Linked DNA regions of Mus musculus: region 2 is linked to region 1. The links are chromatin loops, found by intact Hi-C in ENCODE. Cell type or tissue: heart. All regions are shown on one strand. Links, peaks and the distances in the headings refer to the core of each region. The heading gives the core; the rest is flanking DNA.

What was found. Hi-C counts contacts between places; a loop is a spot of excess contacts. Peaks named below come from ENCODE experiments on the same cell type or tissue, not always from the same donor. Only the 100,000 strongest peaks of a DNase experiment are listed, where the experiment ranks them.
Region 2: a loop joins it to region 1, with 2.7 times the contacts of the local background. A loop is called at or near these places in 4 of 42 quality-filtered maps.

What each region holds. Positions count from the first base shown.
Region 1 is chr9:83,953,803-83,959,188 of GRCm38, forward strand. The region is part of intron 3 of Bckdhb (branched chain ketoacid dehydrogenase E1, beta polypeptide); the gene reads left to right. Among named protein-coding and RNA genes, the nearest start is that of Gm29163, 18 kb to the left of the region's middle. In heart, for the core only: a CTCF peak has its summit at 3,334 (motif pointing right); no DNase peak of the experiment used is centred there.
Region 2 is chr9:84,110,360-84,115,745 of GRCm38, forward strand. The region is part of intron 9 of Bckdhb (branched chain ketoacid dehydrogenase E1, beta polypeptide); the gene reads left to right. Among named protein-coding and RNA genes, the nearest start is that of Gm26146, 75 kb to the right of the region's middle. In heart, for the core only: no CTCF peak of the experiment used is centred there; no DNase peak of the experiment used is centred there; H3K27ac peaks cover 771 bases.

The sequences.
Region 1 (5,386 bases), core at 210-5,209:
CAGCATTCAGTAGAATACTTAAGGATCTGGAAGATATAAGACATGTCTGAAACGGTGCTGTATTATTGTTTGGTTGGGTTCCTTTTATTTTGGCAACACCCTGCGGAGTTCTATGGGCTGGGTTTCTCCAAATCTGACCTAGCTGGACTCTCCTAATGTAGTTTATACTACACATATCACAAATTGCCAAACAGTTCACAACATGGATTGTTGCATCATTCATCTATCCAAGGACCCCTTCCTCTTGCCATCACTGTCGTCAAGCTCAGCCCCGTTGTCTCTAACTCAAGATTCTGCCCATTTGTCTGTGTTGGTAAGAGTGGGTATTTTGTTGATGTTGGTGGTTGTGGTGGTCTCAATATGCTTGGCCCAGGGAGTGGCACTATTAGGAGGTGTGGCCTTGTTGGAGGGAGTGTGCCACTATAGCGGTGGGTTCTGGGACCCTCCTCCCAGCTGCCTGGGAGACAGTCAGCCCTCTCCTGGCTGCAGTCGGATCAAGATGTAGAATGCTTAGCTTTTCCAGTACCCTGTCTGCCTGCACGCTGCCATGCTTCCCAGCTTGATGATGATGGACTGAAACTGTGAACCTATTAAGGCAGCCCTAATTAAATGCTGCCCTTTATAAGAGTTGCCTTGGTCATGGTATCTCTTCATGATGATGGAAACTAACTAAGACACTGGTGGAGATTTCATTTGTATTGCAGCATTGGTTTGCATGGTTGTAGAGATCTGGCCGGTCTGCAGGGAAGCTCACCAGGATTCCTACAGTTGAGTCTTGAAGCCAAATTTAGTTTCCTTTGGGAAACCTCAGACTTCAAATCTGGGGAAGACCAGAAAAAGCCCATTCTGTCCTGTGAAGTGTTCTCTGCTTAGAGGACTTAAAAGTTCTTCATAGCCAATGGGCATCTCTGCTGCAGTGTCTAGAGCTGTGTTTGAGTAAATGTAACTGCACTGTGGCCTGGCCAAGGTGACACTGAAGTCCACCAGCTGCGGCCCCTTCTCTGAGCCTTTGCTCACAGCCAATCTGTGTCTCTTGCATGGCACACATTTCCTTTCTACAGGCCGATTTCATTGCCTTTTCACTCGGAGGTAGAGCCGTCCGAGCTTACCTTGATTCTAAGAATGCTCAGCCCTCTGACTCGCTAATGAATGCGTTTCTTCTTTTACTGTTAATGATGCGTCTTAGGTGCCCCATGCTTTATTTCTTCATTCACTCTTGCCTAATCTCAAAGCAGGTACATTCAGGCTTAGAAGTTGATGTCAGTCATCTATCTGCCCGTGGCTTCTGCCCCGGAGTGCTCAGGTGTGTTCTGAATGGGCAGTGAGGGAGGTTAAAAGCTTTAACAAAAGTATTGTGTTTCCCCATTGCACCATTCTTGAGGTCCGGGGTATTGAGTTCCGTGTGGTGTACTGAGAACAGTCAGCATGTTTGTTTTTTCTGCCACTGATAACGGGGTTCCAATCCTCTGCTTCCTCCTGGCTGTGTGTTCTGTGAGCCTTTGAGAGTGAAAGAAGTTGGTTAGAAGGCTGTCTTCTGTACTGCAGACTCTTAGCAACTTTTAAATCTTTAGAGAAAAAAAAAGAGAAACTTTTATACATTTGATTTCAGAGAGATGAGTGTGCATTGTATACTGTTTCAGGACATATAGAGGAGAGGGTAAGCATCCTTCAGGTATTTCCAGAGATGATCACTGGGCGCATCGGAATATTTGTACCTGGAGCATATCTGAATAGGTTTGTATATATTAATATTCAAAAGGTAGAATTGTGCTGTTTTACAACTTGGTGTTTTCTCTGTGTGGTGCAGCTTCTGAGGGCACTCCTTCTTCAGCTGACTCAGTGTGATGTAGGGGACAGTTTTCCTGACTCTCCCCACAGGTCACATGTATGATTCTTTACCGAATCCATTCTATGTGGGGCATTTCATCCACGTTTTCTCCTGTTGTCCTACTAGCAACTTCTGACTTTCTTCCTCTAATTTATACCTCTACCCTGAGCTTGAGAGTCATAGATTGACTATTCTACCCCAGATCTTCATGTTAGAGTCCCACAGTATGCTGATTGTCAGCTTTCACTCAACTATGCAGATTTGTCTGCGAGACCTGAGATTTGAGGACCTTAAAGGATGGGGCAGACCACAGTCTAATGCTGTAGACAATTTTAGTTCAATTTCAGTGAACTTTGATACATGAATGTAACAAAGACAGCAATGATCTAAGGAAGGTTGTTTGAGGTCAGAAATTCATGATCAGAAAAACACATAAATAAACACCAGTAAGCACGCAGTTAGATATTAACAGAGCAGCCATTTCTCAGAACTTTCTCAGGACAGACAGATTTAAACACAATTGCCTGGTGTATGCTAGAGATTATATCTGGGAAAGCGTGAAAGTGAGGCAGAAGGCCAGATCCAGAGTCAGGGTCTTTCATCTGGACATCTTTAGCTTTAGCATTGTGTCAGAGTAACTCGTAGCGCCAGTGTGCAAAGGTGCTGTGGGTTGTGTGTTCAAATCTCAAACAGTCTGTACTTGATGGGGACGGACAGTTAAGTTACTGCTCTGTGATCAAGTTCTGTTTTCAGAACTAAAAGGTAATGTGGATGTTGGGGAGCTCACAGAAATATTTCTGATTCATGGCATGAAAAAGAAGAAAAAAAAAAGAAAAAAGAAAGGAACAAACATACAAAAATCAAATAAATACTTCAAAAATAACCTCTGCTCTTTTGAGTGTACTCCAGGAAATTTTCAGTTTCACATAAACATGTCTGCTTACCATTATTTTGTGGAGTTTAAATAATTTATACAAACAAAAACAAATTGTAAAAATAAAGTTGAAGATACTGTTTTTTTTTTATGATGAGCTGACTCTGTTGGTTCTCGACAGCTCGACACAAGCTAGAGTTATCTGAGAAGCGGTAACCTTGACCGAGAAGATGCCCCCATCAGACTGGCCTGTGGACACACCTGTGGGGCAATTTTCTGGATTAATGATCTGTGTGGGAGGGCGAAACCCACTGTGGGCAGTGCCATCCCTGGGCCTGTGGTCCTGGGTTGTGTAAGAAAGCAAGTGGAGCAAGTGTTGGAGAACAAGCCACTTAGTCAGCTTTCTCCCATGGTCTGTGGCTCAGTTCCCGCATCTCGGTTCTAGCCTTGAGTCCCTGCCCTGCCTTCCTTTCATGCAGACAAGAAGCTGTAAGGTGAGATAACCCCCTTCCTTTCCCAGTTACTTTTGGTCACAGTGTTTTTTTTTTTTCCCAGCAATAGAAAGCAGCCGGAGATACCCAGCTTCCTGTTCTGAGAAGCCTTGTGCGTATAGTGCAGAGAGGCTCGTGGCCAGTAGGTGGCAGTCTGTGCTTTTCAATGAGAGCTGAGCATTGTGCTGGTGTGGAACCGTGGCTAAGTTTTTTGCATCCATCAGGAGGTAAAGATGGAAGTTTTGCAGGTTTACTGATGTAGTATTGGAAAGCTGGACGCTGCTTCGTATCACCGTGAAAGGGCGGCATGGTTAGAGCCCACACTAAACGGGGAGCTACAGGTTTGTTTTGTACTCAGATGGCCGGGATGAGTGGGAAATAAAAAGCTTCAAACCGTTTCTCTTTTCCTTCCCTGTCCTTTGATAGAACAAACTGAGTGTCTTGGAAATTAAGAGCAATGGAATGGTATGTCCCCAGCAATTCATTGTGTACCAAATGGCAGCTTTAAATGTGGTGGGCGCTGAGATCTGTCTCAGAGCAGCATCGGATGGAGCTAGCAGACTTCCAGGGAAGCAAAGATTGAGAGAATAGTTTATATTATTTAGTTTGTGGGGAGAAGGTACTCTTCTGTTGAAGGCCACGTGCATATGCAACAGTCTTCTTTGACCCTGTGTGCTAGGTGTATGTCTTCTATGAAACTGCTGTATGCATTTATAATTTTTTCCTTTAAAAATATATTTAAGTTAGCACACAAAATAACAGGTTTCTTAATGGCAACGTTTTCATCCATACATAGCTTTGGATGATTCTGTGCATTGTCCCCACATTTTCTGGCCTCCCCATTTCCCTTCCCCTTGTTCCTGCTTGAACCCTCCCCTCACCAGAATCCTCACTTCCACTTTTATACCCCATGTCTTCTATTTTCCTCCCCACCCCTCCCAAACCATCCCCCAACCCTACCCCTCATGGCCCACTCTTCAGTTTTCTGGCCTCTACCCAAAACCCCTCCACATAAACACAAATAACTCCTAAAGCTACAATCTGCACAGTGCCATTCTGCACTGCTATAAATATTGCTGGGCTGTGTTTCTTAGACTCTCTTTGGCCCACTGACTGCAGGAAACTTAGGTGAGACAGAGAACTTGAAGGAGTCTCCTGCCCGGCCGGCATCTGCCTTTTCTCAGGCACTGGGGATTTTCCATTACTGCATCCATACATGTGTGGCTGCTGTAGCAGCTTGGAGAGCTAATATAACCGCTTAGCTCTTCTCTTCTCTAACACCAATGGAGTTTTATAACCAGATACCTTAGGATGCTGAAGTTGGGAGGGAGAAGAAGGATAATCCTGAGGCGAGAGAGAAGATGCATCTTGCGACGTGCCTGTGTTTGCCAGTTGGCTTTTGGTATCTGTCCTCACTCGTTGGGTGGAGACGGAAGGCCAGGAGACTCCATGGACTCTCCTCCACACTTTCAGGCCATCTTTTGTGCTTTCTTCTGGTCCCCCTCATGCACTGCTCTCTGAATACCTTAAGCACTGTTGAATATTATTTTAAGAAGCGTCTTTTCCAGATTAGTTTCAAACCTGGAGGGGCATAGGCATAGCTTTTTGACAGGTCCCAAACTTTTCTCTGAATAATGATATTAATATCGTCAGCATAGCGAATGGCCTTCTGTTGTACATTCCTCCTGCTGAAAGGCTCGTCTGACTGATGGCCTTGCTCTTGGACTCAGTGACAAGCTTGCACTGCAGGACAGCGGTTGGTGAGATGAGGGTTTTGGTGCTAAAGAAAACCCTTATGAAACACCTTATGAAAATATGAATTCTTTGGAGAGATGGAATATATGATTTGTTTGTCTTATTGAACTGTGTGCGTGTGTTGTCAGTTTCTTATGTTTTTGTTCAATTGGTGGAATTACCCTCAGAAACGAGATGGAATACTGTTAATCTATACTTCATTTATAGTGACCTGTTTATTTGCTTTGTTGATTTTTTTTAATCATTTTCTTTTTTTTTTTGTTACAAATGACCACTTTGGAATCTATTAAAATTCAAGTTGACAGAAGTGGCTACCATATTTTAATTTCTCAAAGATTAAGTGAGCATTCCCTTAAAGGTACTTCTGAACAATGAATGGTTCAACAAACAGCGTTTAAGAGGATGAGCTATTTAATGCTTTATAGGATATCAGAGTTG
Region 2 (5,386 bases), core at 226-5,225, 160 kb after region 1:
GAAATTACTCGCATTACTGAAATAAAGTTTAATTTCTGCAGTGCTGGTTTGTCATAGCTTTGGTTAGTATTCTTAAGAACTGCAATTAAAAGCAATTAGTTTGGGTTGATGACTTTCTGTGATTTTTTAAGAATGAGGTTAGCGAATGTACTCTCAAATGCACAGAATTCTCTGTGCTCTTACTCACATGAGCTGTTGAACTTAAGCAAAGCAGTCTAGCAAGAAGCATTTCAGTGTTTGAGGTTTGGGGTTTTCCAGACCTTCAGTGTGTGTTTCTCAAGATCAGGGAACCCTCCTGTCTGTCCAAGGCCACTAGTGAAGCAGAGGACAGGCACTAATGTACAGAGTATTCTATAGCTGTGCTATATGTGCACAGTCGGTAGTTCTGAACCAGCAATTGTGTGGCGGGCAGATTGATGTGCGAACACCGCATTTACCACACCGGGACTGCACATTTGCTCTGCAGCTGTGTTTAACGGTTATCAGTTTGGCGTGCAGCGTGATTATTTTGGAGGGAGAACACACACTTCAGACCCCTTTTGGCAGTGCCGAAGTAACTGAAGTACCTGCTGCTGAGATGAATCATATGAGCTTAATTAGATTTGCTACGTAATTAGCCTTGGAGGGAGCCTAGGGAACATCCTTGCGGGTTGGTGATTCGTTATGTCAAAAGTAAGCTTGCTCCTTTTGGAGGCTGGGAATCGAAAATGATGAGATTTGGATGCATTGGAAACTCTGATTCATATATGCACACGTGTGTACATATATGCACTTAGGCATGTGTGCACATATCTATGTATGTGCAGACACAGAGAGAGACAGAGACAGAAGCAGACATGTGTGCTTTTAAAAGTGAAACTTTTCCAGGAGTGGCTGGAATGTCTGCCCCAGACAGCTAGGATTTGTTTGCTCCGTGCAGCTCTGTCTGTACATGGCAAGGACCACTTGCTGGGACTTACATACATGTTCAGCTCGCTTCCTACTGCTAAGGGGAGCCCACAGCTCCTTAAGAAGGACCCAGTGTCAGCTGCGGGGGCCTTTCGCATCAGCATGGACTGGGGTTGGTGTCTATGCTCTGAGACAGGGACCCTGTGCTACACTTTAGTTTACACTGAATTTGAGATTGTAATTTCAGTGTCTTGCTCTATTGCCTGTTGTTTTGATTGTTTAAAAAAAAAAGATGACTTAATTTAATTCTCAAAAACCATTAATTTAAATACTTTAGAGATATTATTCTCTAGTGGTAGAGTCCTAAAAAAAAAAAAAGTCAGTCAAGTGTGGAGAACAACTATAAAACATTTACTGTGAGGAGGTTAAGTTCTATTCCCCAATTTAAGGCAAAGCCAGGCTAAGACTTGCAAACTATGCATATTTAAAGTATTTTGCCAGCCTTTCAAAAAGTTGTAATATTTTAACCAAAAAACTTAGATAAATTCATCTGGACTATCTCATAAATAAAAAAAAAATAAATAAATGAAAGGGGGCCGGTTTCCTTTTCTTCTGAAGTGCTTTGTGATTTGAAACTCACTATAGAAACCATCCAACTTACGTCGATGGCTGCGAGCTGGAGACAAGTGTGATCTCACAGTCACGTACTTCCCACCAAAGCAAGCTGCTCAGAGTTAACTTAAAACAAATCCCTCCCGTGCACACCATGCACATCGCTTCAGAAAGCATCTTTAAAAAAAAGAAAATCGTCGAGTCTGCACACCCACTTGCTGTGATTCTGATTAAAGAAGGCTGCCCAGTCCCCACTGTCTGAGCCTTCTTCCTCAGTACAGACTCCAGTCCTGCTGCTGCTTGTGAGAGTTAAAAAGGACAAAATCTCAGTTCGCCTTGAAAGAAACAAATGGCTCCTGTTGCCAGGTGCAGCAGTAGCACTAACTACAGAATCGCCTTGGTCCAAGCAAAGAGCCTTTGAGTACGAGAGACTCTAGTCTTTCATGATGCACCTGCGTCAAGTGAAACCTCCCCCCTCCCCAGGTTTAGGTGGACAGCAATGTGTGTGTACCTGTGTGAGGATGGAGCCATCCCAGACTCACTGTCTCACTTGTCACCACCACAGAGATGTTAAAAGGATCAAGGCAGATCATATAGATAGTTAATGCTAGTGCATTATCAAAAAGGAGTATCTGTTTAGTTACTGTCTAGGCTAGGTTAGTACTTATCAGCTTCTGTGTATACATGCTCCTTCCTGGAACTCATAGGCAAATGGGCAGCTTCATTTTTCTCCCCTCTGTCTTTCTCCATGTTGTTTTTCTGGCTATTCCTTGCATGTGTTGAGTATATGGGAAATTGAGGCCATTTATGCCTTGACATAATGAGTGGTATGTGGATCCCCGTGGCCTCTGGCTGGGGGTGGGGGTGGGGATGGTTCGGTACTTCCTACTTTAGCCACAGATCTTCATTGGAGGTACAGATTTAATATATGGAAACCAGTCCCTAGCAAGTAGGATTTAAAAGAATAAAATGGTGGTAAAGAAACGTTCTGATCCATCTAAACAAACACATGAATATTACCTTTTATATCACTACTGTTTGTTGGCTCACCTCAGGCTCCCTGCTAAGGGTGCCTTCCGTCAGACCTTTCTACACTTAACTATATAAGTATTAGGAGCCAGATGTCAGCCGCCAGCCACCCCTCTGATAAGTCTGTGGTTTTTATCCTCTTTGTTGGACGTTTATCTGCACTGAGCAGGCTGTACAGCTGTGCTAAGGCTGCGTGCAGAGCCGAAATGGTCTTATCAGCACCTATTTTCTCAATTACAGAAAAAGCCATGGATTTGAGCCATCCCCTGACTCCTGAAACACTAGCAGGAAAATGTTTGCAAATTCGTAGGCATTCCACGTGAAATGCGTTTTTGTAAGAAATAACCAATTTTAAGGGCAGAAACATCACTAGAGAAAAAATTTACTTTGGATTCTGCGTCTTATTTGAGTTAGATACTAACAGTCACTGCAACAACTAGATTTGTTTTCACGAACAGGCTACACATAGCCCGATACAGAAGTCCTGTGCATCTGATAAGGGTTTTTACCTGCCCCTTGCAGCCTCTGTCACACATCCCTAACACAGACTTCATCTATTTAGTGACTAAACTTTATGAGTAGCAGCAGACAACAGCATCACATTTCTGACCAGATATCTGCCAAATGATTGATGCCAACATGTAACATTTATTTCTGCCAGGCTTTATGGTTAAAATTGACGTCATCTATCTAGTGGTCAGAGTCAAACTATTGCAGAACAACTCGGCCTAATGTAGTCACTAAAATCAAGCTTGAAAGGTTATGTTGCTATGGCACCCAGAATTAACTTGTTAGAAAAGTGTTTCATTTCATAAAACATTGACATTGTCTGTTGGCATCATGCATATATTGTAAAGTGGTCACTCTCCCCTTTTCCTTGTGTGTGTGTGTGTGTGTGTGTGTGTGTGTGTGTGTGTGTGTGTTTAGCCAACTGTTTTAACATTTTTAAACATAAACAACAACACATAAATTTAACATCAACACATAGATTTAGCATGTTTAAAGAGAAGGAAAATATTTATTTATAAACCATGATAGCTTTTCAATACTGATTTTTGAAATAACAAATATTTTAGCCACCTTTTTAAAAATCCAGTTTCTTGGTTTTGTTTTTGTTTTTTATTAGAAAGACGGGGCAGTTCTAGAGGACCCCATCTGTTCTTTTTAGTTTCGGTTTATGGTTAGGTTTGAAACTTAAGAACAGGTTACAAAAGTCGGAGAGTGCCGACTGCTCACTAACTCAGCAGGTCAAAGCCGAAACAGTGCATCTCCCTGAGAGGAGACAAAGGTCGCCTTAGCTGGGATGATGCCTGACATCCGACATTTGAACATCTGGTGGTGGTAGACTGCGACCCCAAGAAATTTATGGAAAAATGTGCAGAAACACGGCTTTTTGCAATCACCTGAAGTTACTTTTCAGGAGGATTTTAATTTGTCGGTGACAAGCACACAGGAAATCCTACCTTATCGAGAACAGAGCTGTTTGCTCCCGAGGGGACCCCCGAGCTGTTGCCGGCTTATGTTTATCATTATGTGTCCACATCTTAAGGAAATTTCTCCTTCCCGTGCCGCTGCTGCCTCGGTCCGTGCTCTTTTCTATAGGAAGAATTTGAACTGTAAAATTTGAGAAGCTTTGGCGTCTGTGGAAATTTGAGATCCTTGCCTTCCCCCCACTTTCCTGCATATAACATATTTAAACAAAAGCATTGCGTCCCAGTGCGTTCTACATGTCAAATTGCACATACTTTATCTCTAAGGAGTCTCAACCTCGGACTGCAAAATTATGAAGCCCAAAAGCCCCTTCAGAGTCCAGTTGTCATCAGTAAATGCGCTGCAGGGAGATTTAATGAGGAAATTAATTTTAAGTCATTTTTTTCTTACTCTACCATTTATTGAAAATGGTGGGCATCGTAGCTCATAGTTCACGAATACGGGGACAAGCCTGAAGTAGGACAAAAATCTTTGCTGGTTTTACCTGGGAAACCAAAGAGGTATTGATGTAGTGCTAGGTTTTATGTTTCTGATGCCTAATTTAGAATTCATGAAAATTAAAATCAACTAATATTTTTAAATTTATGGGTCCTTAGATCATCACAGTATAGTGCCATGTTTTTAAAAATATATATGTTATAAATGAACAAATGAGTTATCCTTATTTTCTTTTCATCAGCTGTTATGATAAAATAGCAAAATTTAGAAAACTAGCTTAGGAAAACAGGAATCTAATATCTAACTTATAATAATTTTGGGTTAGTAGGAGGCACTGATTCAATACTAAATTTTGGTTTTAAAATTTGTGCTACTTCATTTTCTACAGGCAATATGTCAAGAGTTGTTGAGATTTTCATATCAAGATGTTAATATTGTGGCATGTTGTGACTCTGAACCATGAAATTTTTTTCTTTTTTCTCTTTCCTTCCTTCTTTCTTTCTTTCCTTCTTTTTTTCTTTCTTTCCTTCTCTCTTGCTTTCTTCCTTCCTTTCTTTCTTTCTATGTTTTTCTTTTTTTCTTTTTTTTGCCTATTTAATATCATCTCCAACTGGGTGTTAGGTAGCTTGGCTGTATCCAGGGAAACCCAGGAATACCGGAAATGGTGTTTGTTTCCAACTTCAGAAAATAACTCTATTTTAAAAATAGAGTTGGAATTTAAGTAAATATGTATATGCTCAGAGTTTGAATAAAAAAAAAAAAAACCTCCACTAATTGGGGATTCAGTTCATTCTTTAAGTAGCTCAAAGAAATGTTAAAAATTTTCGTATCAACTTGCCAGGGGTTTGCATCAAGGATAAAACATGGAGTCTCAACAGCAGACGCTGAAGATGTGTCTGAGAAGTTGTATAATAGAGACCTCACATTT